4 separate regions of the Homo sapiens genome follow, and regions 2, 3 and 4 are each linked to region 1. A link is a loop called in an ENCODE intact Hi-C map of the cell type or tissue named here. Cell type or tissue: MCF 10A. All regions are shown on one strand. Region 1 has its middle 58 kb from the start of IGSF11-AS1. Region 2 has its middle 5.0 kb from the start of COX17. Region 3 has its middle 48 kb from the start of TEX55. Region 4 overlaps GPR156 (G protein-coupled receptor 156).

The links. Peaks named below come from ENCODE experiments on the same cell type or tissue, not always from the same donor. Only the 100,000 strongest peaks of a DNase experiment are listed, where the experiment ranks them.
Region 2: it touches region 1 in a loop (15-fold over the local background); 24 of 110 quality-filtered maps call a loop at or near these places.
Region 3: it touches region 1 in a loop (15-fold over the local background); 104 of 110 quality-filtered maps call a loop at or near these places.
Region 4: a loop joins it to region 1, with 15 times the contacts of the local background. A loop is called at or near these places in 2 of 110 quality-filtered maps.

The regions. Positions count from the first base shown.
Region 1 is chr3:118,880,769-118,888,768 of GRCh38, reverse strand. No RefSeq gene overlaps it. Among named protein-coding and RNA genes, the nearest start is that of IGSF11-AS1, 58 kb to the left of the region's middle. In MCF 10A, CTCF peaks have their summits at 3,652, 3,851 and 6,215 (motif pointing left); DNase peaks (open chromatin) are centred at 3,908 and 6,218.
Region 2 is chr3:119,678,447-119,686,446 of GRCh38, reverse strand. No RefSeq gene overlaps it. Among named protein-coding and RNA genes, the nearest start is that of COX17, 5.0 kb to the right of the region's middle. In MCF 10A, a CTCF peak has its summit at 4,958; no DNase peak of the experiment used is centred here.
Region 3 is chr3:119,094,168-119,102,167 of GRCh38, reverse strand. It overlaps a transcript of IGSF11 not described here. Among named protein-coding and RNA genes, the nearest start is that of TEX55, 48 kb to the left of the region's middle. In MCF 10A, a CTCF peak has its summit at 3,370 (motif pointing right); a DNase peak (open chromatin) is centred at 3,357.
Region 4 is chr3:120,178,973-120,186,972 of GRCh38, reverse strand. It overlaps GPR156 (G protein-coupled receptor 156), which reads left to right. Exons shown (of 10, transcript NM_153002.3): 6 at 190-315; 7 at 1,579-1,674; 8 at 5,612-5,848. LOC105374065 (a long non-coding RNA gene) reads right to left here. Exons shown (of 3, transcript XR_924392.3): 2 at 3,385-3,463; 3 at 1,574-1,700. Among named protein-coding and RNA genes, the nearest start is that of GSK3B-DT, 88 kb to the right of the region's middle. In MCF 10A, CTCF peaks have their summits at 3,866 (motif pointing right) and 5,064; DNase peaks (open chromatin) are centred at 3,892 and 4,152.

The DNA.
Region 1 (8,000 bases):
TTAAATGTCTGCCTTCATGTGATAGATTTGGAACACCTTCACATTTTTTAGTTCTGAGCACATAATATTTATGGCCAATGGTGTTTATTGAATAAAATGAATACTTTTATTTTTCTTTAAATGAGACAGGGTCTCACTTTGTCACCCAGGCTGGAGTGCAGTGGTGCGTTCTTGGCTTACTGCAGCCTTGATCTCCGAGGCTCAAGCGATCCTCCCACTTCAGCTCCCCAAGTAGCTGGGACTACAGGCGTGTGCCACTGTGCCCGGCTAATTTTTGTATTTTTTGTAGAGGTGGGGTTTTGCCATGTTGCCCAGGATGGTCTCAAATTCCTGGACTTAAGTGATCTGCCTGCCCCGGCCTCCCAAAGTGCTGGGTTTACAGGCATGAGCCACTGTGCCCAGCCAAGTAAAATGAATACATTTTACAGTTAATCCAAGAGCACACAGGACTCCAGGACTGTCTGAATGCTATGCTCTTCTGTTATGCTCCCTGCAAGAAACTGCGACATAGAAATATTAGGCAAATTGTTGACCACAGTGGAGTACCCTCTGTCTTAGCAATGGCCCCAGAGAACTATCCCAATGCATATATACTTCAAAAAATATTAAAATCACGCTGTGTAGACAGTTGGTACCTCGCTGGTTGTTTTTGTTTTTGTTTTTGAGATGGAGTCTCACTCTGTCACCCGGGCTGGAGTGCAGTGGTGCGATCTTGGCTCACTGCAGCCTCTGCCTCCGGGGTTCAAGCGATTCTCTTGCCTCGGCCTCCCCAGTAGCTGGGATTACAGGCACCTGCCACTATGCTTAGCTAATTTTTTGTATTTTTAGTAGAGACTGGGTTTCACCATGCTGGCCAGGCTGGTCTTGAACTCCTGACCTCGTGATGCACCCACCTCTGCCTCCCAAAGTGCTGAGATTACAGGCGTGAGCCACTTGCCTAACCAGTACCTTGCTTTCTATAACTATTATATTCTTGGGCGATTATTATTTTAAGAAATATTTATGTAACTAAGTATTATTCCATTATACTACGATCATATTTTAAATCTACTGTTTTCCAAACAGTGGCTCACAACATATTAATTGGTAGGTTTAGTGGGTTGTAATCAACATTTTAAAAAATGAAATTGTATGCATTATATGTAGTTAACAATATGTATTGTCTCATGAAGATTTTACTTCAGATCTCTCCACACAGACACACACACATAAATGTATGTTTACTGTGTGGATATAAATGAATAGTGTAATTGGATTATAATACACCTTTTATTTCTTATTGAGGATCATGGTCAAAAAAGTTTGAAAGTTGCTGTTTTAAACATTCTTCAACAGGAGGAAATTTGGGTCATTGTATTTTTTACTATTATAAATAACACTGTAATGGATTTCCCAGGGGATAATTTCTTAAGTTTGTTTCCTTAGAAAGGATAGATAGGGAAAATATTTGGGCCAGAGAATATGAGCTTTTAGTCTCCTGATATCTATTGCCAAATTATTTTCTAGAAAGATTATAGCAAGTTATACTACCAGCAACATCATATGTGCTCAGGTGAATTTTTTAGTATTGGGCTCTGACTAGTGAACATTCTCAGGCATTACAGGAGGGAGCAATGCACATTCCAGGGCAGAGAAATCAGAATAATCAAGGAACTGAGATGGGGTTGTTGAAAGTGTTTATTAACTTTGATTATAGCAGGTAGTGTTGTTCATGGATAGTTGGTGAAAGAGAGCAGTAATATAGTCAAATAGTTTAGGGCCGGAGATCAGGGGTTTTACATGCACTGCTAAGTTTTTGTCCTTTATTCTTGGGAACTGAAGCACCATAAGGTTTGAAAGCAGAAAGTGAAGTGATGACGTCAGCCCTATATTACAGAATGAGAAAGTGGAGGAGAAACTAAGTTTCATAAGCTAGCTGGGTGATTATTTCAATAATTCAGGCAAGAAATGCATGTGCCTGGGAACCCAGTCTTGCTTTCCAATGGAGAAATCAGATGACAAACTGCCCAGTATACTCCATGAGACTCTAGAGTGCTCTCTAGCCTCTAGCCCCAACGCAGTGGTTGAAATCCTCTGATGGCCTGGGTTTGGTGATATTTCTGGAGCAATTTGATGATGGGATGGGACACAATCCAAGTATAGGGCCATTGAAAAACACACGTAAAAAATCACAGTATATTCTGCTCAAAACTCAGCCATTTCTGATGGACAAAACTTGGAAACTATTAACTTGACTGAGGGGTGAGAGTCGGGGCAGGAAATCCATTTGTGGATTGAAGATTCTGATTTGGATGACTGTGAATGACTTTAATATTTGAATATGGCATTTATGAATACTGGGGAAATAACAAGGGCTCAGGGAAAATGCAGGGATGCCAACTGCTAAATGTCTCATTTGTTCTGTAGTTCTGTCTATTGAACAGAATCAGATATAAAATGGAAGATATATACCTCTATATATTAAGTGACTGAGGCAAACCTGGAAAGCTGAATTGTGCAAAGCCACAGTGCACACATTTTCACTATTTTTCCTTTCTGCTTTGCTTTTCTCCGGATTTTATTTTTTCAACAAATATTTAAGATTTTTAAATATTTAAAACTACAAATTAAGCACTTACTATGTGCCTGGGACTGTTCCAGGTGCTGAAGATGTGGAAGCAAACCAAATTCTGTCCCCTCAAATAAACTTACATTCTAGAAATCCTAACATAGATCAAGATTAGGATAGCCACTCTAGCAGTATCAAATCATAGATATATGTGTGGCACTCTAACCAGAAAGTTCTATTCTTTACCATCCTACACTGTAGATAAATGGGAGATTATGATTTTGCGGCTATTGAGACTGTTGAAGCTGATTATTCTCTTTCAGTCAAAATCTACTTAGTATGGAACACACCTAAGTTATGCTAATATGCATATTAGACCCTGGTTCCTCTTTAACAATAGCAGAATGTGTTCTGGGATTGGATTTGGGAAATACAGTACTTCCTTCAGCTGACCAGCTGTGCAATCTTAGTCAATTGACTTAACCTCTCTAGACTAGTTCCACTTTTCTGAAATGAGTACAATATCTGCCCTACTCATTATACAAGGTAGTTATAAATTTCAAGTGAGATTACAGATATTTAAAAAAATTTCTTTGAAAAGTACAAGGAGTAAAACAAATACAAGGTTACTGTTATCCCCCATGTTTTTAAATAGTCCTAAAACACGCTTGTCCAGCTATAAGGGCAACCAAGTTCATCATGACTGTTGATCCGGGAAGGAGCAAAGAAGGTAGGGAGAGGACAGTGTGCTGTTAGGGGCAGCTTTGCATCAAGAAGATCCAACTCTGAGGGATAGTCATAGGACTTGGGGGATATCAAAACAACAGAACAAGTAACGCTTTTGAAAATTCTACTTTAACAGTCTGCCAGTCTCCAGCAATTAGCACATAACCATGTCCCAAAGACACTTCCTGACAAATAGGGAGTCAAGGGGATGCAGTGGGAAGAAATATGCCGCAAAAACAGTCATCTGCAATGTAACATGAAATGGTGCAATGTTTTTTGTTTTTTTCTTTTTGCTTTGTGTTGTTTTATCTAGGTTAAAATGTAGGTGATGTTATAGGATGTGCATTACACTTTTTCACTTTCTTGTTACTTTTAGATCTGGGGCATTGATTGTTCAGTAGCTGTAGGGTGACACTTACTGCAAATTCTATGAAACTGCAACCCTTAAAAATTCAACATTTGGGTTGAATATTTGAAGCGTGATGAATTAGTAATGACAGATCCTACAAGCCCCACATGAAAATCAGTTTCACTGTGCCATGGAATACTCATTCTTCTTTAATTGATGTGCTTCTGTAAACGGAAAGCCAGTTATGAATTATACTTGAGTGCTCACACTGTGCCCTGTGCTGCCCCCAGGTGGTGGAGGAGGCAGTGGGCCGACTGGGTGGTGCACTGGATTGGAATCATCACATTGCCAGCTGTGTGCCACTCTCTAGCTCTCTAACTAAACCCTACCTTGCCTACACAACTGGATTGTTATGTGGATTAAATATTGTGTATGTAAAAGCTCTGTAAATTCTGTGCATAAAGTGGTTTGCATTTTGCATATATTTATAGATCTAACTTACACCACAAGCCTGGTAAGTAAGTTGTCTTTTATCCATATGTTGAAGACAAAAAAAAAAAAAAAAAGCATAGGAAGGTTAATTGGCACAACATCACAGAGACACTAAGTGGCAGAGCTGGGATTTGAATCCCAGCTTCAATATGGCTCCATAGTCTTATGTTGTTGTTATTTATACTATACAATCTCTGTGTAATTTTTTATTGCTATGTAAATTATCAGAGTTTAGTGTCAGGAAAGCACCATGAGGACTGAGGTTGCCTCTCAAAGGCAACTATAGTTGAATGAAGGAGCTGAGCCTAAGATTACTAAATCTGAGCTTCAGAGCAAATGTGAGCTCTACAAGGGAAAAAGCACAGGGCATGTGGTTAAAATTAAATCTAAGCTCCAAGGGGCCTGATGGAGGAACAGGTTAGACCCTCAGAGGAATCCGGGATCTGGCCACAAGCATTGAGAAGCTGGCTAAATGGACTTGCAGATTCAGAAGTGGGAATCCAGTGGAATTCCACTCCTGTGATACTATGATTATGGTGTAAGTAGAAAAAGAACTGGTCATCAAGGTGTGACTGGATGGACAGCTATTAGTACCTTCCTAATCTCCCTTGCCTTGGGATTGCATGGAATCCAGGGTTTCTGGGCTGTTTAAATCTACAAGTGGCAGTTAAATGGATGTATGTGATGTGTGCCACATCCCTTCTTTTGGAGACCCATCTTCCTTCATTCTGTGTGGCTCGGGTGGGGCTGAACAGCCTCTTCATTCTACCCTCAGGTCCAGAGAGGAGCATGTGGCCAGGCCTGGGCAATCAGAGCTTTGTTTGCCTGAGCTATTGAAAACAATGTTGGTTAGAGTTGGTTCCATTCCCCTGGCCTCAGTGATTGATTCATGGAGGATCATGTGACATCATCAGGACCAATCAAAGCTATTGAAATTGCATTGTCTTTTCTTCTGTGACTGTGAGGTGTAAGCACAACATAAGCTGCAACTACATGTGGGCCATCTTCCCCAAAGTATCTTTTTGGAGAGGATGAGCCCAACATGCAAAGAAATGCAAAACTTAGCACACACCATACTATTTATTTAAGTTCCTGGATCCAGCCCTATGTCAAGGGTCTAGCTTTAGATCTGCACTGTTTAATATGATTGTCATTGGCACATGTGGCTATTGAGCACATAAAATATAGCTAGGCCAAGTTGAGATGGCTGGAAATGTAAAATGCATACCACATTTTGAAGATTTTGTACACAAATTTTCAAATGTCTCAATAATTTTAACATTCTGATTACATATTCAAAGTAGAATAATTTTGGATATACTGAATTTAAAAAATACATTCCTAGAATTAATTTTACCTTGACCTTTCAGCTTTCCAAAGTGTGTCTACTGGTAAGCACTTTTAAAATTATGTATGTGTCTCACACTATATTGGCTAGTGCTTCAGAGACAAAAGCCAATCGCCTTTTTCACTAATTCTAATTTGACTTGAGTTTTTGTCACTTGCAAATGACAGAGTTAGGACAGGCCCATATTGGGTCCCAGCTTGGGAAGTTAGGAAGACACAGGACTGGGAAGCAGAGTCTTGCCTAAGTCATCAGGTGGAGATCGCAGAACATTTGGCTCTCCATGTAAGTGGCTTTTGTGACCTCCCAAATCACATTTCTTTTCCTCATTTTTCTTCTGAGTTCTAGGCACAAATTTCCAGATACCGGCTAGATCTTTCTCTTTATCCATTCCATTACCACACAATCAATATGTGCATAAGCAAGCCTCCAGGTCCCTGTGCTCAACCGTACTGAAAGATTCAGTCATCCTTGACCTCACCACCCTCCCCTGCCTTTTGATTTCCAATCAAAAGACTTTTGCGCCAGGATGAACTTTAAGTTCCTCTAGTTGGGTATAATCTCATTTCACAGATATAAAAACTGATGAGTCAGAAAGCCAGTGGAATCATTCTCCATGCTCTTTGCCTGCCATGGCCCTTCCCCAGTGACAGAAGCAGGCAATTTCTTGATTTCTGCCTCTACCTTTCCCTGCCTCCTCTGACTTCTCTTATAGCTGCTTGGGTTAAATAATCTGCTTGATCACACTGCCCCCTTGTGGCACCAACAAATGTTGGTTAGTAGTGCTGAGCAGAGGAACCCAGGAAAAGTGGAGTCAAGGATTAGAGAAGCTATGTTAATTTTATCTCTGTTTGCTTATTTGTTGTTATGCAAGAGGAGGCATATATTTTGGACTCATTTACTTATCAAATTAGTATTAGAGAACAAGCCATATTCAATAAGTTAAAAATAACATACTTCAATGTTAAGGGTGAAAGAGAAGAAAGAAATAGAAAGGGAATCATTAGGAGTAAGAGATGAGGACAGACCTCAAGAGTGAGACAGAGAAAGAATAACAAAAGGATATTTTCAAAAGAAAGAGACAAGGAAAGATGCTGTGAGAAGCACAGAGACACACAGGAAAAGAGACCTTTAAATGAAAAAAGCAGTCACTGCAGAGTGAGTGTTCCGCAGAGGCCAGTGTTGTCTTCCCAAGAAAGATTTCTAGAGGGTCAAGAGAAGGGCTGGGGTCCTTTTTGGGTGGTGATAGAATAGATGGGCCAGCTGAGGGAAATCGTGAATTGGACTTAGGGAACTTACAGCTCAGACTCTGGACAAAGCTAGGCAGGCAGGGCAGGGTGGATGGTTTCAAATACAACTTGATGTTCCCTCTCATAGCTCCTGAGGCTTAGTGCCAAAGGGCTGTCTCTCAACTTCCTGTGGAAGGCACTGTAAGAGACTGAAGATGGAGGTTACCAATGGAAGGGTACACTAGAAGCCAGTGACAAAGCATGTCCCTCCTGTGTCAGACCATATTTGTCAGCTCCAGCTGCCATAACAATCTGCTATGGACTTGGTGGCTTAAACAACAGAAATTAATTTTCTCACAGTTCTGGAGGCTGGAAGTCCAATACCAAAGTGGCAGCAGGATTGGTTTCTGGGGAGGCCTCTCTTTCTGACTTGCATGTGGCTGCCTTCTCCTGTGCCGTCTCATGGCCTTCCTTCTGTATGCACATGGAAGGAGAGTGATCTCCAGGGTCTCTTCCTCCTCTTATAGGGACACGAGTCCCATCCGATTAGGGGCTCACCCTTAAAACTTCATTTAACCTTAATTACCTCCTTAAAGGGCCTGTCTCCAAATACAGTCACATTTCGGTTAGGGCTTCAACATATGAATTGAGGCAGGGGATGCACAATTTATTCCATACCAGGACCATGTTAGAACATTGGAACCTTGGTGATAAGAAAGCCTCTCCCACCTCCACAGTGTGGCAGGCACGGGAAAGAGCAGCAAAACACCAAGGGATGGAGGGATATGACAAGGAGGTAGCAAGGGGCTGGAGCAGGTGGCTGGGGGGACGAGGTCTGCTCCTTCGGAGGTTGTCAGGTCTTCTCATCATCTGCCATGCAATAGTGATAGGAAGAACAGGGTAACTTCAGTCCTGGGGGGATCAGAGGTGGAATTTTCTCCATTACCATAAAGATGAACTTGTAGTGACTCTCCAGCACAGTGACCCACTCATAGAGCTCTATCATGGAAAGGGAGGAGCTCTGGCAGAGTGGGGCTCTTAGCATTTTCACTGGCAGAGGCTTGGTTTTGTTTTTAAAATTATTCATACCTTTCTCAGGCTTGTGAGAGGTAATCCTCTGCACCACTATCCTTTTGTCTCCCAGTCCGCTTCAATCCTCACCTGTCTATCAGCCCCCATCACTTGCTGTTTGTTTACCTTACAAGTGATGGGGGCCGATAGACAAGTGAGGATTGGCCAAGGGGAGTAGGAGAGAGAGAAAGAGTCAACCATGCCCCCGACCACAGCCATGCCCCCCCCAGCACACACAGA
Region 2 (8,000 bases), 800 kb before region 1:
TTCTGGAGCTTTAAGATTTGACTGCCCCACTGGATTTCAAACTTGCATGGGCCCTGTAGTCCTTTTGTTTTGGCCAATTTCTCCTATTTGGAATAGGTGTATTTACCCAATGTCTGTATTCCCATTGTTTCTAGGAAATAACTAACTTGCTTTTGATTTTACAGGCTCATAGGCAGAAGGGACTTGCATTGTCTCAGATGAGACTTTGGACCATGGCCTTTTGAGTTAAAGATGAAATGAGTTAAGACTTTGGGGGACTCCTGGGAAGGCATGATTGGTTTTGAAATGTGAGGATATGAGATTTGACAAGGGCCAGGGGCAAAATGATATAATTTGGCTCTGTGTCCCCACCCAAATCTCATCTTGAATTATACTTCCATAATTCCCACATGTTGTGGAGGGACCCAGTGGGAGACAATTGAATCACGGGGATGGTTTCCCCCATACTGTTCTTGTGGTAGAGAATAAGTCTCACAAGATCTGATGGTTTTATCAGGGGTTTCCACTTTTGCATCTTCCTCATTCTCTTTGCCTGCTGCCATCCATGTAAGATGGGTCTTGCTCCTCCTTGCCTTCCACCATGATTGTGAGGCTTCCCCAGCCATGTGGAACTGTAAGGCCAAAGGCCAATTAAACCTCTTTCTTTTGTAAATTGCCCCTTCTTGGGTATGTCTTTATCAGCAGCATGAAAACAGACTAATACAGGGTGTGTGCAATTGACCTTTTTCTTCTTTCTTTCCTTTTTTTTTTTTTTTTTTTAAGGCAGGGTCTCACTTTATCACCCAGGCTGGAGTGCAATGGAGTGACCTCGGCTCACTGCAACCTCCGCCTCCTGGGTTCAAATGACTCTCCCTCAGCTTCCTGAGTAGCTGAGATTATAGATGTGTGCCACCAGGCCTGGCTAATTTTTGTATTTTTAGTAGAGACGGAGTTTCGCCCTGTTGGCCAGGCTGGTCTCGATCTCCTGACCTCAGGTAATCTGCCCACCTCAGCCTCCCAAATTGTGGGGATTACAGGCGTGAGCCACCATACCCAGCCACAACTGACCTTTTTCATCCAGTGATTAGCCTGGCTTTCTCCCACAAGCATGTGGACAAGTTGATTAAGATCAGAGAAGCTGGGCTAGTAAGCTTCAATTGTAATGTTAAATTCATCAGCAAAGCAAAGAGGGTCCTGGGTAACTTTAGGAAATTCCTTGGCTTTAACATGGATTTCAGCCTTATTCCAAGGGCATAGACAATCTAAGGAACCTCAGGATTGTTAGTGGGTCTAACCCTACAGGGACAAGTTTTTATAGGTTGAGGATGGGGATCAGAAGCTGGGAGGGTAGTAGGGGAGGAAGTATCAGGATTGAGTGGGGTTTTCAGAAAGGGAAGGGTAGAGAGGAGAGAGAGGTGGTGGTACCAGGGGAGCAGAAAAACTCTGAGTTTCTAAGGCCTTTTAAAATCTTCCTTTCGTTGTTTATCTGTCTTAGTTAACTTAGTGATGGTATTTTGGAGTTAGGTGATTTTTGAGGCTTGAATACATTTAGATGCTTCAAGATACCACTTAAAGTTTATGCTCCTTTCAGGCAATTTAATTTTGTAGCCATGGCCTTCTAATTTAGTTCTAAGAAAACAAGTTAGGGAGTTCAAGAGATGGCCATTGTAATTCCAAATTTTCTTTAGTGTAATTGGTCCATTGCGATAAAAAAAGAATAGGAAGATGGACCATAATAATTAAGCATATAACAAGCTAGAGTCCCCAATGTTGGGGGGCTATTTTGGTATATCTTTGAATTTGGGGAGTTCATTTGTAAATAAACATATCCAAGTGAGTCAGTGCAAAGCCAAACACACAAAAGCCAAAATAAAAATCAAGCACACAAAATGAACCAAAGAGTAAAGTACATACTCACCGGGAAGAATGACAAAGCCTTCTTCAAATCCCTTACAAATAGAGGCCTAATAAATAGGAGAGGAAAGGCCCTTCATAAAGAAATCCCAAATAAAGCTGAAGAACTCAAATCCAAAAAAAAAAAAAAAAAAAAAAGGGGTGTTTAACCCAAGAAAGACTCACTGGGGTGAAAAAAGATCACCAGCGGAAGTAGGGGGCTCAAGGGGTCTGACAGTGAGTACTGCACACCATAGTTCCAGGGGCCATTATCTTTCCAAGTGAATCTGCTTTGCATCTCACTTCTGACACCATGTAATGTCAATAACAGATAGAGACTAATCTCCAAGCAAAAAGAGTTTATTTTGAAATAAACAAAGAAATAGGATTGCAATCTGGGACAAACATACAAACTGAAGTGGTCTCCAATATATTCAAAAAAAAAAAAGGAAATGGTTGAGGTTTCATTGGGAAAAGAGAAAGGTTATTGGTGCTTGTGGCATTTTGCAGGAGCTGGCAAGCTCTGATTGCTGGGTGGCAAAAGTTACTAGGTAAAACAAGCTTTGAAGTCATGGCAGCCATTTGTTGTCAAACTAGTCTTAAAATTGTAGCAGCTGTTTCATTGGATTGGGCTTGTGGGACAGTTTCTGGAGCAGGCTTTTGAGACCTGAGTGTTTTTTCACCCCTATGGTCCTCTAACTCTAAATTTTAGTTGGGTATAACAGGAATGACTCCATTTGTATAATCAATTTTTCACTTTAGATAATCGACCTGTGGTAGACAGATTCTTAAGGTGGCCCCTGGATCCTGACCTCCTGGTGTTCATGTTCTCATGTGATCCCCTCTTTTCAAGTATTTTAGCCAATAGAATATGCCAAATATGATATGATAGATGTAATTACATGGTTCTCTTACATAAGACTGTAATGCCCATATTTCTGGGTGGCTCTCTATCCCTTGCTGGCTTTGAGGAAGTAAGTGACCATGTTGGGAACCCTATTTGGCAAGGAACTACAGGAGGCCTCTAGGAGCTGAGGGTAGCCTCCAACTGATAGCCAGCAAGAAACCAAAGCCTTTAGTCCTACAATAGCAAGAAACTGAATTCTGTCAACAACATAAGATTGGAAGCATATTCTTCCCCAGTAGAACCACAGATGAGACCACAGTCTCAGCTGAAAGCTTGATTCAAGTCTTGTAAGACCCTAATCAAAGAAGTCACTTAAGTAATGCCCTTGACTACAGAAACTGTGAGATAATAAATATGTATTACCACCAGGTATGTGGTAATATTGTTATACAGCTGTATTAGTCTCCTTGGGTTGCAATAACAAAATACCATAGACTGGGTGGCTTAAGCAACAGATATTTATTTTTCACAGTTCTGGAAGCTGGGAAGTCCTAGATCAAGGTGCCGGTCAATTCAGTACCTGGCAAGGATCCTGGCTTTACTTCTGACTTGCAGAGTGCTGCCTTCTTGTTGTATCCACACATGGGTACAACAAAAGGACTCTGGTCTCTTCCTCTTGTTATAAGGGTACTAATACCATCATGGGGGCTCCATCTTCATGACATCATCTAAACCTACTTGTCTCCCAAAGGCTCCATCTTCAAATATCATCACACTGGGGATTACGGTTTCAGTATATAAATTATGGCAGGACACAAACATTCAGTCCATAGTAATAGCAATAAATCACTAATACACAACCTTCGTGAAATCAGGTCATGTCATTTAGGTTACTTGTATTAAAATAACTTTGATATTGGAAAGGGATGTTAGTTCATAAAATTTAATTAAAACGAAGTACATAGTAATGTTGGGAGATAATTCTCCATGGGTGCACATGTTTCTGCGTGTCTTTTTTTTTTTCTTGAGATGGAGTCTCGCTCTGTCGCCAGGCTGGAGTGCAGTGGTGTGATCTCGGCTCACTGCAATCTCCGCGTCCCAGGTTCAAGTGATTCTCCTGCCTCAGCCTCCCAAGTAGCTGGGACTACAGGCATGTGCCACCATGCCCAGCTAATTTTGGTATTTTTAGTAGAGATGGGGTTTCACCATGTTGGCCAGGATAGTCTCGATCTCTTGACCTCGTGATCTGCTCACCTTGGCCTCCCAAAGTGCTGGGATTACAGGTGTGAGCCACCGTGCCCGGCCTTCTGCATGTCTTTCAAGGGGTGGCACTGTTTGCCTTTGTTCCTTTGTGTAGGAAACAACCTTGGAAGACAAAGGTAGTGTCTACTTTGGGAGCAAAAGTCAGACATTTTTACTGCCCACAACTAAAGATTTGAGTTTCCTAAGCTCACTGTTCCTTTCCTGTAATTCAACCCAGTGCATATGTGGATATCATCTGGCTTTCTTCACATCACCCTGTGGGACTTGGAACTCAGGGAACTGGCATAAAAATGCTGATATTCTGCTGCTGCTATTGCTATAAGTAATAAATTGTCCTTCATCTGTGACCTAGCTGCTTGGAGGCTTCTACCAATAATATGGTTTGGCTGTGTCCCCACTGAAAATCTCATCTTGAATTGTAATCCCTATGTGTCAAGGGTGGAACCAGGTGGAGGTAACTGGATCATGGGGGCAGTTTCTCCCATGCTGTTCTTGTGATAGTGAGTGAGTCTCACATGATCTGATGGTTTTATAAGTGGCATTTCCCCTGTTGGCACTCACTCCGTCCTACCATCTTGTAAAGAAGGTCCCTGCTTCTCATTTGCCTTCCACCATGATTGTAAGTCTCCTGGAGCCTCCCTAGCAATGCAGAACTGTGAGTCAATTAAACCTCTTTCCTTTATATTACCCAGTCTTGGGTATTTCTTTATAGCAGCATGAGAACAGACTAATACAACCAACATTCATAAAACTGTGGCAGGCAATTTGAATAAAATTGCAGCTATAAAGAACGATGTACAGTACATATTTACCTGTGGAAATTGGAAAGCATTTTTTCCTTTGCAGGGGCAGATATAAGGACAAAAATTACCTTACTTACTTTTGTAAGTTAGTTTATACAAAGTAGACATAGTACATTAGGCCAATGAGAATTTAAGTCTTGTAATTCTTATCTCTCAACATATGGTGTCACTCCTTCTCCACCAACAACTACTCACCCTTACTTGGTAAAGCTGGCACACCTGGGATTAGTTAGGCCTGAAAAATGGCTAAAAATACCTTTATCATAGAAGGATTTTAGAAAGTACTTTCTCAGTTGTTGCTTCTGGCATTACCAGGGCTGTCATGCATCCACAAAATTGCTGTTTGGTGCCACTGGTAGCTAATGTCCCCATTCAATAACATACAATAAACATATTCACTGTGCTATGAAAAAATCCACTACAGTCACCACTTCAAGTCTTAATGCCTGCTAATTTAGCAATTATAGTAATAGCAAAGCATTCCAAAGGTTTAAAAGAGCTCCAATTCTGGTTAAAATCAAAATTGATGAGCAAGAGCTTGATATAAAAGGTATGAATCAAACTAATTTCAGAGTTGCCTTTGTAAGACAGATGGGTGAATTTTATCTTTTATTATTTGGTATTCATCAGCCACCTACTGTCAATTTAAACTCTAATTACAGCTCTCTAAAATTATTTTTCTTGGGGGAAGTGGGCTATTAAGATTTTTGTTGGGGTAGAATGGGAAAGGATAAATTTCTTATGTTATATACTCCTACCTTTCCTTTAATACCGAAACAGGCCATCCCACGAGTATAAAAGCATTTAGACTGGGTAGGAGAAGAAAAAATGATAGAGAAAGAAGAAAAGCATAGTGATAACATAAAAATCAAAAGTTGACCTTACAGCTTACTTTATATAAATTATTATTATTATTATTTTGAGACAAAGTCTCACTCTGTTGCCTAGGCTGGAGTGCAGTGACGTGATCTCGGCTCACTGCAACCTCCGCCTCCCTGGTTCAAGGGATTCTCCTGCCTCAGCCTCCTGAGTAGTTGGGATTACCGGCGCCTGCCACCACGACTGGCTAATTTTTGTATTTTTAGTAGAAACGGGGTTTCACCATGTTGGTCAGGCTGGTCTCAAACTCCTGACCTCAAGTGATCTGCCCACCTCAGCCTCCCAAAGTGCTTGGGATTACAGGCGTGAGCCAGCACGCTCCACCTTACTTCATATAAATTAAAAGGTAGAAGGAAAAGTAACCCACATATGTGGGTTAGCTGTACCATTCTGAAGCAAGAGGATAGTTTAGTAGCTAGATATAAATGACTAAATATTTCACTTTGGAAAGGCCACTGGTTGTTTTTTTCAAAGTCAGGAGAATATTTCATCCTGAAGAAGCAGTTGTTGAAAGAGTGTTAAGGGTTACAGCACTCAGTAAGGAAACCAAAGGTTGTAAATGTCTGGAACACAGCAGGTTAAAGAAGTGTGGTGCAGAAAGGGCTGCTACTCAACTTCTTTGCCTGAGGCCTGCCTATATTAGCTAACCTGAGGAAGTCACAGGCAGTGTTATCACAACCAGTAATCTTTCTTCCCTGAAGCAAGGAGGGACAGTGGGCCAAAAAATCTTCTCAATTGCAGAAAAGCTGTTTGAGTCTTTGGGTCTGTTATCTGTCCCTACTGTTTATCTCAATTCTCTTAGCTCTCTAAACTCTGTTAGATATTTATCTTCCTTTTCTTCCTTGTTCATTTCCTATACATAAAAATGCAATAGCACAAGTGAATACAGATCAATGATTAGTTTTAAAATAAAAAAATTTTGCTTTGCATTAATTAATTAATTTTTTTTGAGACAGTCTCACTACATCACCCAAGTTGGAGTGCAGTGGCACAATCTCGGCTCACTGAAATTGCCACCCACTGGGTTCAGGTGATTCTCATGCCTCATCCCCCCAAGTAGCTGGAATTACAGGTTACCACTCCTGGCTAATTTTTGTATTTTTAGTAGAAATGGGTTTTCACCATGTTGGTTGGGCTGGTCTCAAACTTCTGACCTCAGATGATCTGCCTGCCTTAGCCTCCCAAAGTGTGGGATTACAGGTGTGAGCCACTACACCAGGCCTTGCCTTGCATTTAGATAAATTAAGTAGGATAGTAGACAGAGTACAGGGAGAAGATGATGAGACTCAGGATTGCCACTTTCAAGTTACGCAGCCTTGAACAAATGTACACCTCTGAACTTCAATTTTTCCCCAACTATAAATGTAGATAATAATTTTGACTGCCATGAAGATTAAATGATGGTTCACAACCTCGACAGCCCTACATATATGGAAGATATTGCGACTGAAGGTGACATTGTTTCAACTGAATACATATTCTAAGTGAACACATTAGTTTTTTAACTTTTAAAATTTTTAAAAATATGTAGATTTCAAATATTTTCTCCCAATTCTATCATTTATTTGTTAACTTTGTCTATAGTATTGTATGTAAAACCCCAAGCCTTTATTTTGCTGTAATGAATTTCTTCAATTTTTTTGACATGCAATTTGTACTTTTGAAATGTAACATAAGTTATTCCCCCATCCCTCAGTATTAAAATATTCTCCTCCACAATTTGCTATTAATTTCATATTTCAATCTTTCCAATCTAGGTCTTTAATGCATCTAGAGCTCTTCCTTTTAATGTAGTGTTTAATTTTCTCCAGATGGTTAGCCTATTTTCTTTTCCCCAATAATTTGTTGAACCACATTTTATTGTATATTAAGGTTACAAGTGATGTTGATATTGCTCATCCAGGAAGCACTGTTTGATTAGCAAGATTCTAAACAATGTGAGTTAGCACCTAGTTGAAAGAATTGATAATAATGGATGAGGGTGAATTTAGAACATGAGGGTAATATGTTGTATTATTAAAAATATCAATCCAGAAGGAAATAAAAATCATCCTTATTGAAAGTTTTCAGATGACAAAATGGGGATGGTCTTAGTAACCTGAAAAATACACATATAGAAATTACTCTTATACAGCACCAGTTCACAGACACGCCTGTAAATTCCCTGAGTTAAATATCTATAATATAGAAACAAACTTTGATTAGGTGATGCTGAAAGTTTAAGTACCTAAAAATACCTATCACCCTGCAGCTATTGAACAGTGCCTCCAAGTCCTGCTTTAAAAAATGATTTTATTGGCCAGGCGCGGTGGCTCATGCCTATAACCTAGCACTTT
Region 3 (8,000 bases), 210 kb before region 1:
AGGAGTGGCAGTGATGTACCAGTATGATTAAATGTGGAATTAAGGTGAAAATAAACATGGAGGTTACAGTTAGAAAGGAATCTGTTTTATAAACTCTGACAAAGTGGAAATAATAGAACAAACAAAAGATGGAAGGGGAAGAAAAAATGGGAGGTAGTGTAAGCACTTTTTATAATTAGAAGCTAAAATTATTTAAAATATAGATGAAGTAATTGAAAGTACATGTATTTAAAACTTTAAAGACAAGTACTAAGATAAATCTTATAATTCACTAACATTAGATGCTGGAGTAAGAAGAAAGTGAAAATGAAATGGAAATAGACTAATTTATTTAATCATTGTTGATACTGTGGAGTCAATAGATACCGTCCAGTGAAACAGAGAATTAAATGTGTTATACATTTAGGGTTAGCCCACAGATATATTTGCAAATGTGAGAAATTAGGTATATGAAAAGATGTTTATGGCAACATGATTTGTAAAAGCCAAGAACTGTGAATCAAGGAAGTTCCCATTAATTGGAACCAGTGAAATAAATTATGGTATATCCATTCAGTATAGCTCAGGGGAAGGAAGGATACATTTTATTGTATACCTTTTGGTAATTTAACATTTTTTGTGCCATGTCTGTATATGCTTTACTTTTTTTGTTTTTTGAGATGGTGTTTTGCTCCTGTTGCCCAGGCTGGAGTGCGGGATGGGATGATCTCGGCTCATTGCAACTTCTACCTCCCAGATTCAAGTGATTCTCCTGCCTCAGCCTCCCTAGTATCTGGGACTACAGACATGCGCCACCACGCTTGGCTAATTTTGTATTTTTAGTAGAGACAGGGTTTCTCCATGTTGGTCAGGCTGGCCTTGAACTCCCGACCTCAGGTAATCTGCCCACCTTGGCCTCCCAAAGTGCTGGGATTACAGGTGTGAGCCACCGCACCCGGCCTGCTTTACTTTTTAAAATAACATTTTTTAGTTTTAAAAGTAAATTTGTAAAAAGAGGCTATTTAAATCATTTGTATTAGAAATGATGATAGCCCGTGTTAGACAAATGGCAGTGGCACGGAGAGAAGTGGATGGATTGGAAGTATTATCAGTCAGATTTGGTGTTAGAATGATGAGTAGTGAGGAAGAGAAAGGAGTTGAAGACAACATCTATGTTTCTTCTAGTTTGGGTAACTGGATAGATGGAGGTGGCATTCCACAAGATGGGATATACTGATTCCCCATGGATCTGTCCTCAGGATTCATCCCTCATCTCCCTCTGTAGAATTCTGTTATGTCATCCCATTCCATGACTTTCGATTTACATATTTGTGAACAGTTTCCATATCTTTCATAAACTCTAGACTACCTGGTTATCAGATGCCCCCTGGATGTAACTTATATCACTTATCCTTGACTAATCACAAGACCCAAGATCATACACTTTAGATCTAAAATGAACCTTAGAAACGTCTCATGGTCCAGCCCTTTTATTTTACCAATGAAAAGCCTAAGACACAGATTATGTGACTTTTGGATTTTTCTTGTAAATTTAAATAAGTTGAAGTATGAAGTTACATATTTTTGATCTCCCTACTCCTTATTTAAATGATAATAAACTAAAACATTTCTAAGCAGTGAATAGTAGATCAATTTTGTCCTTTAACCACATGTGGCAAGTAGGCAACGTATGGGAATTAATGACAAATTGTCATCATCTCTGTGATCTCTGCCACACTGGCTTCAAAATATTTCTACCTGCCTAGACTCAAAGCCTCAGGGACTTCTTTATTCTCTTATTCTAAGGATCTTCTCTTATCCAACACTCCACATCAACCCACTGTTGAGTGATTTTTGTTCTTTTTCTGAAACATCTTATATCTGTGTCTTTTTCTCTATTGCCATTGTTACAGCTGTGGTTTACATTTTCATCTCTGGATGATATCAGTGGCCTTCAAACTGACCTCCTTGACTTTAGGCTTTCTCTTTTTCAGTTTGTCTTTGAAACTGCAGTAGTTTCTCCTTATCCATGCTTTTGCTTTCTGCAGTTTCAGTTACCCACAATTGCAGTCTAAAAATATTAAATGGAAAATTCCAGAAATAAACAATTTATATTTTAAGTTGCATGAAGCTCTGAGTAGCATAATGAAATCTCATGTCATCCCGTTCTGTCTTACCCAGGATGTGAATCATTCCTTTGCCCAGCGTATCCTCACTGTACACTCTGCCTGCCCATTAGTTTCTTAGTAATTGTCTCAGTTATCAGATTGAGAAAGTACAGTGTACATTGGGTTCAATACTACCCAGAGTTTCAGGCATCTACTGCTGCTCTTGGAATGTATCCCCAGTGGATAAGAAGGGACTAATATACAGCAAAATGTTTTTCTAAAACCATGGATCTTACTGCAACCTCTTGTAAAATGTTCAATAACTTTTCAAAACAGATAGATCAAAGTCCAGATTTCTTGATGGCATTCAAGGCCCTCCATGATTTCTAACCAGCCCTTGTGTCTGATTTGATTTCTGAATACACTTGCCACTGCAGCTATACCTGACTAGTCATCTTTTCCAAAATTCAAGCTGTAATTTTCTACTCATGTGTAGTAGTTTACCTTTTTCCATCTATGTGAAGTAACTTTTCTCTTATTTTTTTGTTGATGATTTAAGTATCCTTAAAGAGCTCATTCATCTACCATTTACTTTGGGAAGCATTCCTAGAGCAAACTTTCTTTCCCTGTACTCCCATGTCTCTGAATTTGTACCACCAATAGAATTATGTTCTCACAGTTTGCTTTCCATTCTACTTAGTGGTATTGTGTCCATGTACCTTCCCTCATGCAGAGATAATGTATTTTTCATTTTGATATACTACACTAACCTTCCCTTTCCCAGTTTTTGCCCATTCTCAGTGCTCAGAAAATTTTCTGGATTGAATTGAGAACTCTTTGTGACTCCTCTGCAGAACTTCAGTAATCTGAAATTGGATTAAAAACTGAGGTTAGACACCAGAGGGATTATCCGCAAACATTGAAGTAATAGTGGAACAAAAGTACCCTTGAAATTTGTTATACTTCTAAATGTCATTCTGCACCTGTGACCTTTTTTTCCCCAATTTTCATATCTTATTTATTTTGCAATTTGTTATAATTGGGGCATATTTTAAAAAGTGAAACATTATACTTAATATGACTGATTTCCCAAAGGGAGTAGGTTAGGAATGCAAAGAATTTGTTACCTGAGATAATAATGCAAGTTTTGAAACTTTTTTTCTGAAAACATGTGAGACAGAGTAGAAAAGTTATTTTGATTTTTAAAAAATATATGCCAGCCAATTGAGGACATCACCTTTGTGTGCTTTACGTTTTCTCCCACTAGAGAGCAGCAAAGATTCATAATTGACTCAGGCAACAGCTAAAAATGCTTTGGGATTACTTTTGAAATATAGTTTCCAATGCTAAATTGCACAAAATGCCTTTTCCATTAATTTAAAAAACATATTTTATTGACTTTCTGGCCAAGTGGAAACTAATCCGTAGTAAAGGCTTTTAAGTTTAGTAAAGCAAATTGTGCTATATGGCAGAACAATTTTCTTACCTTGGTTTTTGGCTTCATTTCTTATTTCATTTATTCATACAGCAAATGTGTTAATCTCTATTGTGCTAGGCACTATGCTGTTCTTGAGGGTACAAAACTGAATAAGATATAGTCCCTGCTTCAGAGAACCCTGTTTCATGAAAAAAATTGTTTTAGTATTTCTATGCTAAATACAATGGAGTATGCAAATATGTTATAAGACATAGTAACACATAGCATGCGTTGAATGCTTACAATATGTTAGGCACTGCTCTAAGTGTTTTGCTTCCACTATATCACTTATTATTCACACTCTAAGAAGAAAGAATTAGTATTCCCATTTTACAGGCAGGAAACAGAGGCACAAAAAAGGTTAAGTAATCTGCCACACATCACATGACATATAAATGATGGAGTCAGCATTTTAACTAAGGCAGTTTTAATACACCTGCATACTTCATCACTGTACTATACTGTTTCCCACATAAGCTTTGTTCTCCAAAAGAAAACCAAATTGGCTCGGTGCGGTGGCTCACACCTTTAATCCCAGCACTTTGGGAGGCTGAGGTGTGAGGATTGCCTGAGCTCAGGAGTTGGAGGCCTGGGCAACATGGCAAGACCCTGTCTCTAAAAAAAAAAAAAAAAAAAAAAAAAAAAATTAGCTGAATGTGGTGGCATGTGCCTGTAGTCCTAGCTACTTGGGAGGCTGAGGTGGGAGGATCGCTTGAACCTGGGAGATTGAAGCTGCAGTAAGCTGTGTTTGCACCACTGCACTCCAGCCTGGGTGACAGAGCAAGACCTTGTCTCAAAAAAAACCAATCTCATATGGAGAAATGAGACATCTTGGAAAAATAAACAGCATCATCGAAGTAAGTGCTTTCTCTTGAGGTTTGTAATGGAGTCTCAATAAAGGTACTCTCCTTTTCCACCTGGATTCTTGAACAGTTTGAGGAATAAAACAAAAGAGTTGGGTGATGGGGTCAAAATATCACCCTCTGATAGAGGCCAAACTGGAGGATTTGTTAGCCAAATGACACCAAGTCCCCAAGTTAGCAGGCTCTCTCTCTCTACCTCGCCACCTCAGGAAGGCCAGGTTTGGGGTGAACCTCACCCCCAACCTGTGCTTGCTGGGGTAGATTCCCTGGAGGAGTAGTGAAATGTGTGCTCTCCATAAGCAGTTTGCTCCCCAGAGGAAAAATGGGAGGTTCTGAGCCAAGCATGCCAAATTTACTCTTCCTAAGTTTACCAATAAGATAAACCATTTCATCTCCTGTGAGCAGAGAGATGCCATAATTATAGTTACCGAGCTCCTCCAGGGAAGGAAACATCAGAAGTAGTGGAGATGATGCATTCCTCCCTAATATTTCCTAACTTCTGACAGTGATTTCCTTTTTTTTGAGAAACGTATTATGGCAGACAAAATAGGGGCTCCCAAAGATGTCTGCATTCTAGTCGTGGAGCTTGTAAATGTCGTTACATGGCCAAAGGAAATTAAGGTTGTAGATGAAATTAAGTTCACTAACCATCTGACTTTAAAATAGGAGATTATCCTGGATTATCTAGGTGGATCCAGTGTAATAAATCTTAAAAGTAGAAGAGAGATGTGGAAGAATAATCAAGATGGCAGCATGAGAAAAACTTGGTACCAAAAGTATGAGAAAGAGCCGTTATAACAAAATTTTTTCTTACAAACATGGGAACTTCTAGTCCAGAAGAAGGGATGGTATGCATTACAAGAAGTAGAGCTCAGTGTCTTAAAAGCTAGAAACTCTTGGCCACCCTTTTTGCCTAAGGCTCTAAAAGATGAAATTGGGCCTGCAAGAGAGAGAAAGTTACTATTTGTATAAGCCAATAAAGGTCTGTGTTATTGTTTGTTTCCCCTTTGATACGCCTTGGCATTTAGTAAAGTCATGTTTGAATTTCTAGTCTTTTCCCACTGTGCCACTGGACATAAAGAAAAGGTGCACTTTCACAGCATCGGGTAGAGAGTTAAATACAAAGTAGCACAACTTCACAACCTAGAGGCAAATATGATGAAGGCATTAGTAATCTGCAAGAAGATTCAGAGGAGTGGAAAGAGTCTCAGACAGGATGAAGTAGTGTAGTTCAGTTGCTTTTCTCCATTTGAAGATTCCTCGGCATTTCTGGACTGTATTATTATTAATATAGATTGCATTTCATTTTAAGAATTTATAACCATATATATGTATATGGCTGTATATGTGTGTATATATACACATGTATATATGTGTGTGCATTATATATATGTATGTATATGTGTGTGTGTATATATATATTCTACTTGAAGTCAGAGCCATGTTTCCCACTTCCACATGTATGTCCAAAAGCCTGGGCCATAAGGGGTAGACCAGTTAATAAAGACTTGAGGGTGAGTATGCCCACCAGTAGGTACCCTCCCATCAAGAAGAGTGCTTGAAAGCCAAGTCACTGTAACCATGATAGAGTTTACTCAATACATCCATTGTTTTCTTAGAGTTTCTACTAAGTACTAAACACTGTGCTAGGTAGTTGCTGGAGTTAAATATAAATAAATAAATAAATAAATAAAACAGTTTTCATCCTTAAGGAATTCTAAGTATACTTGAAAAGAAGGACATGCAAGTGGATAGTTAGAACATGATATAAGCTAAGTAAAAAATAAAGAAGTTTATAAGATGCAATCTTCCATGGGCCCTGAGTATCCCCATATACTCCTTCTGGGTATACCAAGAATGAAAGCTTCTGATTTATCTCTACCTAAGCCATTCTCAGGGTTGGGTTTGCAGTATGCAACCTTGAGGGTTTAGGTAACTTCTTCCCCCAAAGAATAGGCTTGCTAACTGTGAAAGTGCTGAATCTCCAAGTTTAGTGTTTCTCTCCTGTAAAGCAACCTACTGCATGTGTAGGCCATGGTCTCTAACTCAATGTTGTTTTTTTCTGTGAGACTTGGAGGATGTGAGGAACTGGCATGAACATGAAGCTTTGGCTACTACTTTTGCTGTAAGTAATGAAGTCCTTGGTCCCTATCTAGGAATCTCATGTCTTCTGCCAGGATCCATGAACAGTAATAGGTTAATTTGTTAGCTTGTAAGTAGAGTAAAATCCTAGACCCTTCATAATCCCTGACTGTACTCTGCCTTGGGAAAGTAAACTGATATTTTAGCTAAGACTTGAAGAGTGAATGTGGATTTTTAGGCTGACAATAAGGTCACCTGTACCATGTCAAGTAACAGAGTCAGGCAAGGCCACCCTGTGAATATTTTAGCTCTCTTGTTAATTCTGACCCTTGTATGTCTGCTTGGTTCATTGTTCAATTCTTGGAAATATTGTGTATATTCTCTTTGTGCAAGATTTTTTATAGTCTATGGTTATTAGTGTGGAGAGGGTATTAACAAAAACAAAGATTATACATTCTCAGATACGAGCATGAACCATCCCAAGTGTGTATGTATTAGATTCAGCTTCTTATTGTCATTTTTCAAATACCAACTTTGTTTGAGTTTTTACTTTGATACTTTTCTTTAGCTCATTTTTCAATGTGAAATTACTTTTCCTGAACTTTTGGAATAGGGTGGGTTTCAGGAAAGTTTTTCATAATATTACAGAACTCCTTCCTTTATGTGGTGTTAAAAATATAGAGACTTGTCCAGGCTCGGTGGCTCACGTCTGTAATCCCAGCACTTTGGGAGGCCGAGGCGGCTGGATCATCTGAGGTCAGGTGTTCGAGACCAGCCTGGCCAATGTGGTGAAAGCTCATCTCTACTAAAAATACAAAAATTAGCTGGGTGTGGTGGCAGGAGCCTGTAATCCCAGCTACTCGGCAGGCTGAGGCAGGAGAATGGCTTGAACCTGGGAGGCGGAGGTTGCAGTGAACCGAGATTGTGCCATTGTACTCCAGCCTGGGCGACAAGAGTGAAACTCAGTCTAAAAAAAAAAAAAAAAAATAGAGTTGCTCTCTGGGATTTTCTGGCTTTGTTCACCTACCCTACTTTGGTGTAGATATTCTTGTTCCTTTTTTCCTATTCTTTTCAATTTTGGTTGCACTCACAGCAGTTTCTCTCTTTGTTCCACCCTTCTGTAGCACTCCTAGCTCTTTTTTCAGGATTTCCTTCCTGGAAGACATGAACTGATAAAAGGATTCTGTTGTTACATCTGTCAGAAGGTGCCTAATTGCTTGTTATCTTTCCTACCAAAGAAATGCTAATACCATACAGGTTTTCTGGCTGTTAGTGGTTCACCACTACCCATGTGTATGTTGTGGTTTATAGGAGTACCTTGTTGTTCAATTAGTAAATGAATATTACTCATTTTTTGGTACAACAACCAAAAAATGAGTAATATTTATTTACTAATTGAACAACAACTTTTTTTTTTTTTTTTTTTTTTTTTTTTACTTCGCTATGTAGTCCTTCTTTCCATTTTATGTGGGGACTTGAAAAAATGGAAAA
Region 4 (8,000 bases), 1.3 Mb before region 1:
TGCTAATAATGATATCAGCATAGAAGTCATTGTAAATGTTTGGTGTCTGTTTCATTTTTGATAGCTACATTTGAAGCTCCTTGGGAGGGCTGACCTTGGAGCATATAGCTGAGAGCACATGGGATACTCTAGCCCCTCTGTCATTTAGCCAGTCAACAAGGAGAAGTTTTGACCTTGACTCTTTTGCAGATTATCAAAGACCTGCAGTTGCTGGGGTTGGTGGCAGCCCTGTTGATGGCTGATGTGATCCTGCTCATGACGTGGGTGCTGACTGATCCCATCCAGTGCCTCCAGATTCTCAGTGTCAGTATGACGGTGAGGGGCCAAATCCCTAGAGAATCTCATCCCCAAACTGGACTGACCTCTGTGGATACACAGGAGTCATCCTTGCAACAAGAAGATAAAGGACTCCAAGAGGAGGGAGAGTCAGGAGTTGTGGCTTCCATGTAATTCTTGCCCTAGTCTGCTGCCACTCCCACTGCTCCTCCTGCCCGAGTGTCTCTTTGTGGGCATACAATGAGATATCAGCATGCTGGAATCTGCCTGGCAGTTCTGCCACTTCCACATTATCAATAATTAAAACTTTCAGCTATCGGCAGTTACCTTCCCCTAATTGTAGAGGTGGAGGTAGTAGTTTAAGGTGGCCTTTGGAGTCAGTCAACCCTGGTTCAAATCCCAGCTCTACCAAGCTCACCAGTTGTGTGACCTTGGGAAAGTTATGTAACCTCTCTAAGTCTGTTTCCTAATTGGTAAAATTGAGATAATAATACTACCTATCTCATAGGGTTGTGGCAAAGATTAAATGAAACAATGTAGGTAAAAGACTTAACCATGTCCAGTACATACTATTCAATTAACAAGAAGTATGGCCGGGCACGGTGGCTCACGCCTGTAATCCCAGCATTTTGGGAGGCTGAGGCAGGTAGCTCACTTGAGGTGAGGAGTTTGAGACCAGCCTGGCCAACATGATGAAACCATGTCTCTACCAAAAATACAAAAATTAGCCAGGCGTGGTGGCACATGCCTGTAATCCCAGCTACTTGGGAAGCTGAGGCAGGAGAATCTCTTGAACCCAGGAAGCAGAGGTTGCAGTGAGCTGAGATTGCACCACTGCACTCCAGCCTGGGTGACAGAGTGAGACCCTGCCAAAAAAAAAAAAAAATTATTATATATCTCCAGCCTCACGAGGGGCTGAGGAATACAGTGGAATCATGGAATCGTGACACTGCAAGATTAATGTTTAAGGATTCAATGATTTGCAAAAAGCAGGTGCATAATGAAATAGTTTATAGTTTTGTTGAGGCACTAATTTGATTGGGGTAGCAAAGCACATAAATGAGGGGTAAGCCCTAGTGTCACCAAGCACACAGCTGTTAGCCCAACTTTATCATCTCTTCTCCTAACACGTAGTCACTCTCATTTAGGTTCTAGTGGAGTCACCTAAATGCTGCAGTTTTTACATACTGAGGGGGTATCATGTACTCTAGAAGAATTCATGCTCCAGCATGTTCACAAAGATCTGCTTTGTGTTCCTGGTAATTGTGGGCACCTCCAGTTCTGACTCTGTGTCCCTTCTAGGTGACAGGGAAAGACGTGTCCTGCACTTCGACCAGCACCCACTTCTGTGCTTCCCGGTATTCCGATGTTTGGATTGCTCTCATTTGGGGATGCAAGGTTGGTAACCACATCTGATATGGTCTCTGTCACCAAGAAAATGGATATGAAGAGGGAATTACAGGAATTAACGAGGTGATGTCTGCAAAGAATCTTGAACTCAGAGGAGACCTCTGTTGATGCATAAACTTCAAAGCCATGACTGTTTTTACTTTTCTATTTGTATTTGTTTGGGGGAGACCCTCCAACTCTTTAGACTCCCTCATTCAGTCCTCCCCCAAATCATCTGGAATTCACCCACTGTTTCTCCTATTTATTGGTCTGGTTTCTTAATTGATTTGACAATACCAGTTTTCCCTTCATCTTCCCTGCAAGAGGAATTATGAGGAGAAATTTGACCCAGCTTTATTTGTTCTCCTAAGTGCCCTTATTATGTCTCTTGTGTTTTCTTCAAGATTTGGGCGAAGGTGTCCTGGTGCCTTTCACCCACCTGACTTTCTCCCTCTGGTTGGAAGCAAGACTGGCTCTGAGACAGATGGCAGCATTCACAGGGCCCTTTGAGGGGTTCCACCTGTCTCACAGTGTCTCCCATACTGCCCCAAATCTCTCACCATTAGACTCATTTGTCTCTGTTAGATGGGCAAAAGTAGAATATTATTTCCAGAAGGTAGAGGATACCTGCATGGAGCACTGAGGATGGTCCTCAGAACAGGACAGCTGGTTTTCAGCTTAGGGAGACAGAGAACTGGTGCTGAGGGGTACAGGGCAGTCCTGATTCCATAAACAAGCAAGTCCTGCCTGACAGCAGACTACCTGTTGACTATCAGGGCAGAGAGTTCTGGTTGACTGATTACTGGCAGAGGAAAAGGAGGAGTTTTTGTAGAAATAAGTACCCTTTAAGGGTAAACTCTGGCCGGGCACAGTGGCTCACACCTGTAATCCCAGCACTTTGGGAGGCTGAGGTGGGTGGATCACTTAAGGTCAGGAGTTCGAGACCAGCCTGGCCAAACATGGTGAAACTCTGCCTCTACTAAAAATATAGAAATTAGCTGGGTGTGGTGGTATGCACCTATAATCCCAGCTACTTGGGAGGCTTGAGGCAGGAGAATCACTTGAACCTGGGAGGCAGAGGTTACAGTGAGCCAAGATTGCGCCACTGCACTCCATCCTGGGCAACAGAGCGAGACTCTATCTCAATAAAAAAAAAAAGGGGGGGTAAACTTTACCCACTTCACCACTAAGAAAGTATTAGAAGTTGTTGCTTGTGAGGAACAGGTTTAGGGGTAGGCCAGACTAGGGCAGGGAAACATTCCTTTTTAACTATGTGCAAATATTACTTTGACAGAAATATTTTTTAAAAGAAGACTCTAGGAAGTGAACAGCTCTTGATCTCCAGAATCTTGCTAATGGTTAAAAAAGGAGCTTTAGTTGTGACAGATCAGGGTTTGAATCTGACTCCGCCCCTGGCTAGCCAACCCTGAGCCTCATTTAACCTCTCTGAGCCTCAGTTTCCAAATTTTAAAATGCGGATGATGATAATATCCCCTCAGAACTGTTCTGTCTCTAAAGAGTTAATGCATGTTAAGAGTTTTCAGCCGCTCCTGGTCCATAGCAAGAGCTCAATAAATGTTAGATATTATTATTACTATTCTTCCACTGCCCCCTAGACACTTCTGGAAAATACATTGCCTCTGTTGGTTCCTTGAGTCCCTGTAGAAGAGTGTGTCCTCCCTAGCCCAGAAAGCCAGCACTTCCCCCATAGCTACTTACTTTGTGACTCAATTTGATTTATTTTCTCCATTGCCTTTTATATACTCTCATTTCCATTCTATTTTACTGTAATATCTTTCTGTAGGAAAAAGAAGGAAAAGGATGGAGCATCAGGAAACTTACTGAGCCAGACCCCATAGACTCCCTGGTCAGTGAGAAGCTCCTCAGGAGGACCCCAATCTCCACATTGAGTCCTAGGACCCCTGCTCTCTGTCAACTGCCCCCTACCCCACACTTCTCAGCAGTTAAGGCCAGTGATATGCAAGGATCAAATATGACTCACTCAGACACCAGCCAGGAATGTATAGACACTTGATTCACACCCATTTCCCCTTTAACAAGAATTTTAATGGAATTAAAAACTTTTAGTGGAATCATATCTGAACATTTCAAAATCACAGAATTAATTTCATTTGCCTTTTATTAAATTAGCAATGATCCAACTCTGCTGAATACCACCTGATGGCGTCAGTTACCCAAAAGTTGGGCTTCCCTGGTCTCCTGACTTATGTGTCCTCTAGTCATTGAAGATCTCAGGGTGGCCACATTTGGCCTTCAGGCCCCATTTGGGACACTGGGCATTAGGGGAACCTGGAAGGTATCTCTTCCATGCTGACTCCTTCCCTTCTGGCACAGCCAGTTCTCCAAAATATGTTCTTTAGTGTCACCCATGAAGGTGGAGTTGACCACGTCATATGATTTGAGGGTCACCAGCAGGTGTCCTGCTGATACCTGACTTTATTTTCATTATTAGTTCTCCCTCTGAATCCCACAGTCCCACCCCCACCTCGTCTCCCATGGCATCTTCACGTTCTGAGTCATCAACATGAACATTTTTAGGCTGGGCGCAGTGGCTCATGCCGGTAATCCCAGCACTTTGGGAGGCTAAGGCGGTTGGATCACCTGAGGTCAGGAGTTTGAGACCAGCCTGACCAACATGGTGAAACCCCATCTCTACTAAAAATACAAAATTAGCTCAGCATGGTGGCACAAGCCTGTAATCCCAGCTACTCGGGGGCTGAGACAGGAGAATCGCTTGAACCCGGGAGACGGAGGTTGCAGTGAGCAGAGATCATGCCATTGCACTTCAGCCTGGGCAACAAGAGCGAAACTCCATCTCAAAAAAAAAAAAAAAGAAGATTTTTGTGCTTACCTTAAATCTACCTACCAGACCAAGTGTTAAAAGCCAGGACCATGACTTCTTTGTGTCACTATTTTCTGCCCTACACGTACTATGGCACTGCACACATAGTCAGAAAGGTGAACCTAATTGAATCTATGTGTTATGTATTATTGACTAAAGCTTTGATTTCTGTATGAATGCAGCTCCTGTGGAGGGGGCAGCACTTTAAGGTGCTATGAGTTATTTTCTCCTTAGTACAAATGACAACTCTGAGAGCAGGTTTATATTCATAGGAAAGAGAACAGAATAGGGCCCTGGGTTCCTTGTAGGGGAGCAAGAAATGTCACAAAAAGGGTGAGAACTATAGATGGAGCTTTCGCTGTCTGTGCCTGCCCCACAGTCTTGCCTGGGTCCCAGCCTGCCTTTGTTCTCCCCTTTTTTTACCCTTCATCTCCCATAAACACTCACTGGCATGGAGCCGCTGCTAGCCTGTAGAGATCCTTTGTGTAAATTTTTTGAAGGCCCATCCCTTCTAGTCAGATGCAGTCTTGCAGGTGCAAGGCTTGGCAAGCAGATGGTGCCTTTGGGCAAATTAGAGAAAAGAGCCCCTTCCTATGGGCACTACCCTGGCTGTGGCACATGACTTGACAAGCAGATCAGAGGTCACTTTCAGCTTCCCTGTGCACCCTCAGCTTTGAGCAGGGCAACACCAGACAATGGCTGTGGTAGCACTCACTATCAGAGGTTCTGTGGGCCCACTGTCCTCCAAGTGCCCAACAGCTCTTTCTGTAGGGATACTAACCCACCCACATGATCCTGTCCTATGCCTTGTCTCAGAAGAGTCTTATTTAATGGCTGACTTGCTGACTTCTGATAAACTAATTCTCAGCAAAGGAGAGGAAAATAACATTTATTAAGTATCTAGTAGGTATAAGGGGCTGCCCTGAGGGTTTTCTTATGTGATATCTTAGTAAATCCTCATAGCAGTCCTTAAGGTAGGTATTATTATCCTAATTTTACAGATGAGGAAATTGGTTGCAAACCTACTGCTCATTGACCTCTTGTTCCACTTCTCTGAGCCTCCGTCACCTCTTCACCCCCCAGGGTCTGCTCCTGCTGTATGGTGCCTACCTGGCTGGCCTGACTGGCCATGTCAGCTCCCCTCCTGTGAATCAGTCCTTAACCATCATGGTGGGGGTCAACCTCCTTGTACTGGCTGCTGGGCTGCTTTTTGTAGTCACCAGATACTTGCATTCCTGGCCCAACCTGGTCTTTGGACTCACATCTGGAGGGATCTTTGTTTGTACAACTACAATCAACTGCTTCATCTTCATTCCCCAGGTATGGATTTTGCAGGGCTGGTCCTCTTAGTCACTCTAGAGTTTTTCACTGACAAATTGCTCATTTTGTTTTCTACTGATACCTTTCCATGCCACTTATTGGAGAGTCAGAAAGCAGACAGGGGATCCTAGTGAGCTGGTTGCCTTTGTCCTTTCTCACTGTCCTGGTCAGCAAGGGGGACAAGGCAGAGTGGTCCAAGCAGTGGTGGCAGCCCCTGTTTGCACTCTTCCACACCTGTGGTGCCTGTCCCTTGGGGGGGCTGCCTCGCAGTCCTGCTTTTCCATCCACCCTCTGGTCTGCTGCACTCGTTCCCCATCCTCCCCTCATTTCCATCATGTTATTACTATTTCTTTCACTAGCCTGGGAGCAAGGAACCTTTATATTTTTCCAATTGGGGATTGCAGACTCACAGGAAAAAATCCATTTAGATGGAACTTTATGATTTAAAGTGCTTTCTCTTTCTTTTTATTGGAGGAAAATACAGAACATTTCTCTGCTTTTTACAATAAGGAGAGGTAGAAACTAAATAAAAATATGTTTCATATTATGGGGATTTTAAAAAATCAAATGAGGGAGGAAGACAGAAGCAGAAATAGCCAGATAGCAAAGAAGAAAGGTAGTCAGAGGGAACAGAGAAGGAATCCTAGGCTCAGAAAGCAAGGGGATGTGGGATTGTTCATGCTACACCCTGGGGACCATCAAGCCACATATATCTAGGTTAATGAACTTGGCACTAGGTACTTTCTTGTTTCCCTCCTAGTTCTCCTTTTCTTCCCTCTGAGACCTCCCTCATCCCACTCCTCCTTCAAGACCCTGTCCTGATTCCCATTGCAACTTCCAGTTGACTGTAAACTAATTCCTCATGATGGAGCTAACTGATAATGTAAGTGTTGGCTGATGGCACGTTACAGTGTATTTGTGAAAGGGAAGAGTGCACTTTGGGTCATGATGGTATGACATGGGCATAGCCCTGTTACGATTCTTCTCTATCACAAATCCTCATTACAGTACTCAACAGAATACATAAATATGGAAAAATCTGCAGCAGCAGCACTAGAAACGATGGATGGCTATTGCCTCTGTGCCAGAAACTGGAGGAATTTTTGCCAAATCTTAATGCCGTAAAAACTGGAATGAAGGAAGCCATTTAGAGCTGAGGCTTGTTTGTCTGGGATGAGGCAGAAATGGGCTCTGAGAAGCAAGGACTGTTTCTCCCTGGGAGACCGGGGGCGGGGGCGGGGTGGGTGGGCAGGGGTAAGGGTAGGCAGGTGCCTTTTGGGAAGCCCACCCCTTAGGCCCTGCAGCCAATATTGTTGGATTGGTAGCGATCAACAATGCAGAGAACTGGTGCTGAAGGGTACAAGGCAGTCCTGATTCCATAAACAAGCAAGCCCTGCCTGACAGCAGCCTACCTGTTGACTGTCAGGGCGGAGAGGCCTGGTTGACTGATTACTGGCAGAGGAAAAGGAGGAGTTTTTGTAGAAATAAGTACCCTTTAAGGGTAAACTCTGGCCAGGCACAGTGGCTCACACCTGTAATCCCAGCACTTGGTGAGGCTGAGGTAGGCGTATCACTTGAGGTTAGGAGTTCGAGACCAGCCTGGCCAACATGGTGAAACTCTGTCTCTACTAAAAATATGAAAATTAGCTGGGCATGGTGGTGCACGCCTATAATCCCAGCTACTCGGGAGGCTGAGGCAGGAAAATCACTTGAACCCGGGAGGCAGAGGTTGCAGTGAGCCGAGATTGCGCCACTGCCCTCCAGCCTGGGCAACAGAGCTGCTAACCCCTTTCTTCCTTGCTTGCCTGCACTATAGAGACAGCAACAGCTAGACTCTTCTTTTGCCAGCTTCCCATAGAGATAGGAGTGCCTATATGACACCATTTTGAACACTAGAGGTTTTCTGAGAAGCTTCTGAGAAAGCTTTTGCTTTCCTGAAAAAGGTTATAAGCATGGCTAACATCACCCTTTTTACCTTCTTCCTGCCTTGAATGTATGTGATTCCTAGAGCTATGGCAGCTCTCTTGTGAACATAAGGAAAAGACTAAGAGAATATAGTTATAATACTAGGAAGATACAGCTCTTTCCATGTAAGATTATAAATTCTGGAGGAAATGATCTATGAAGGGAATCTGCAGTTCACAAGAAGAGG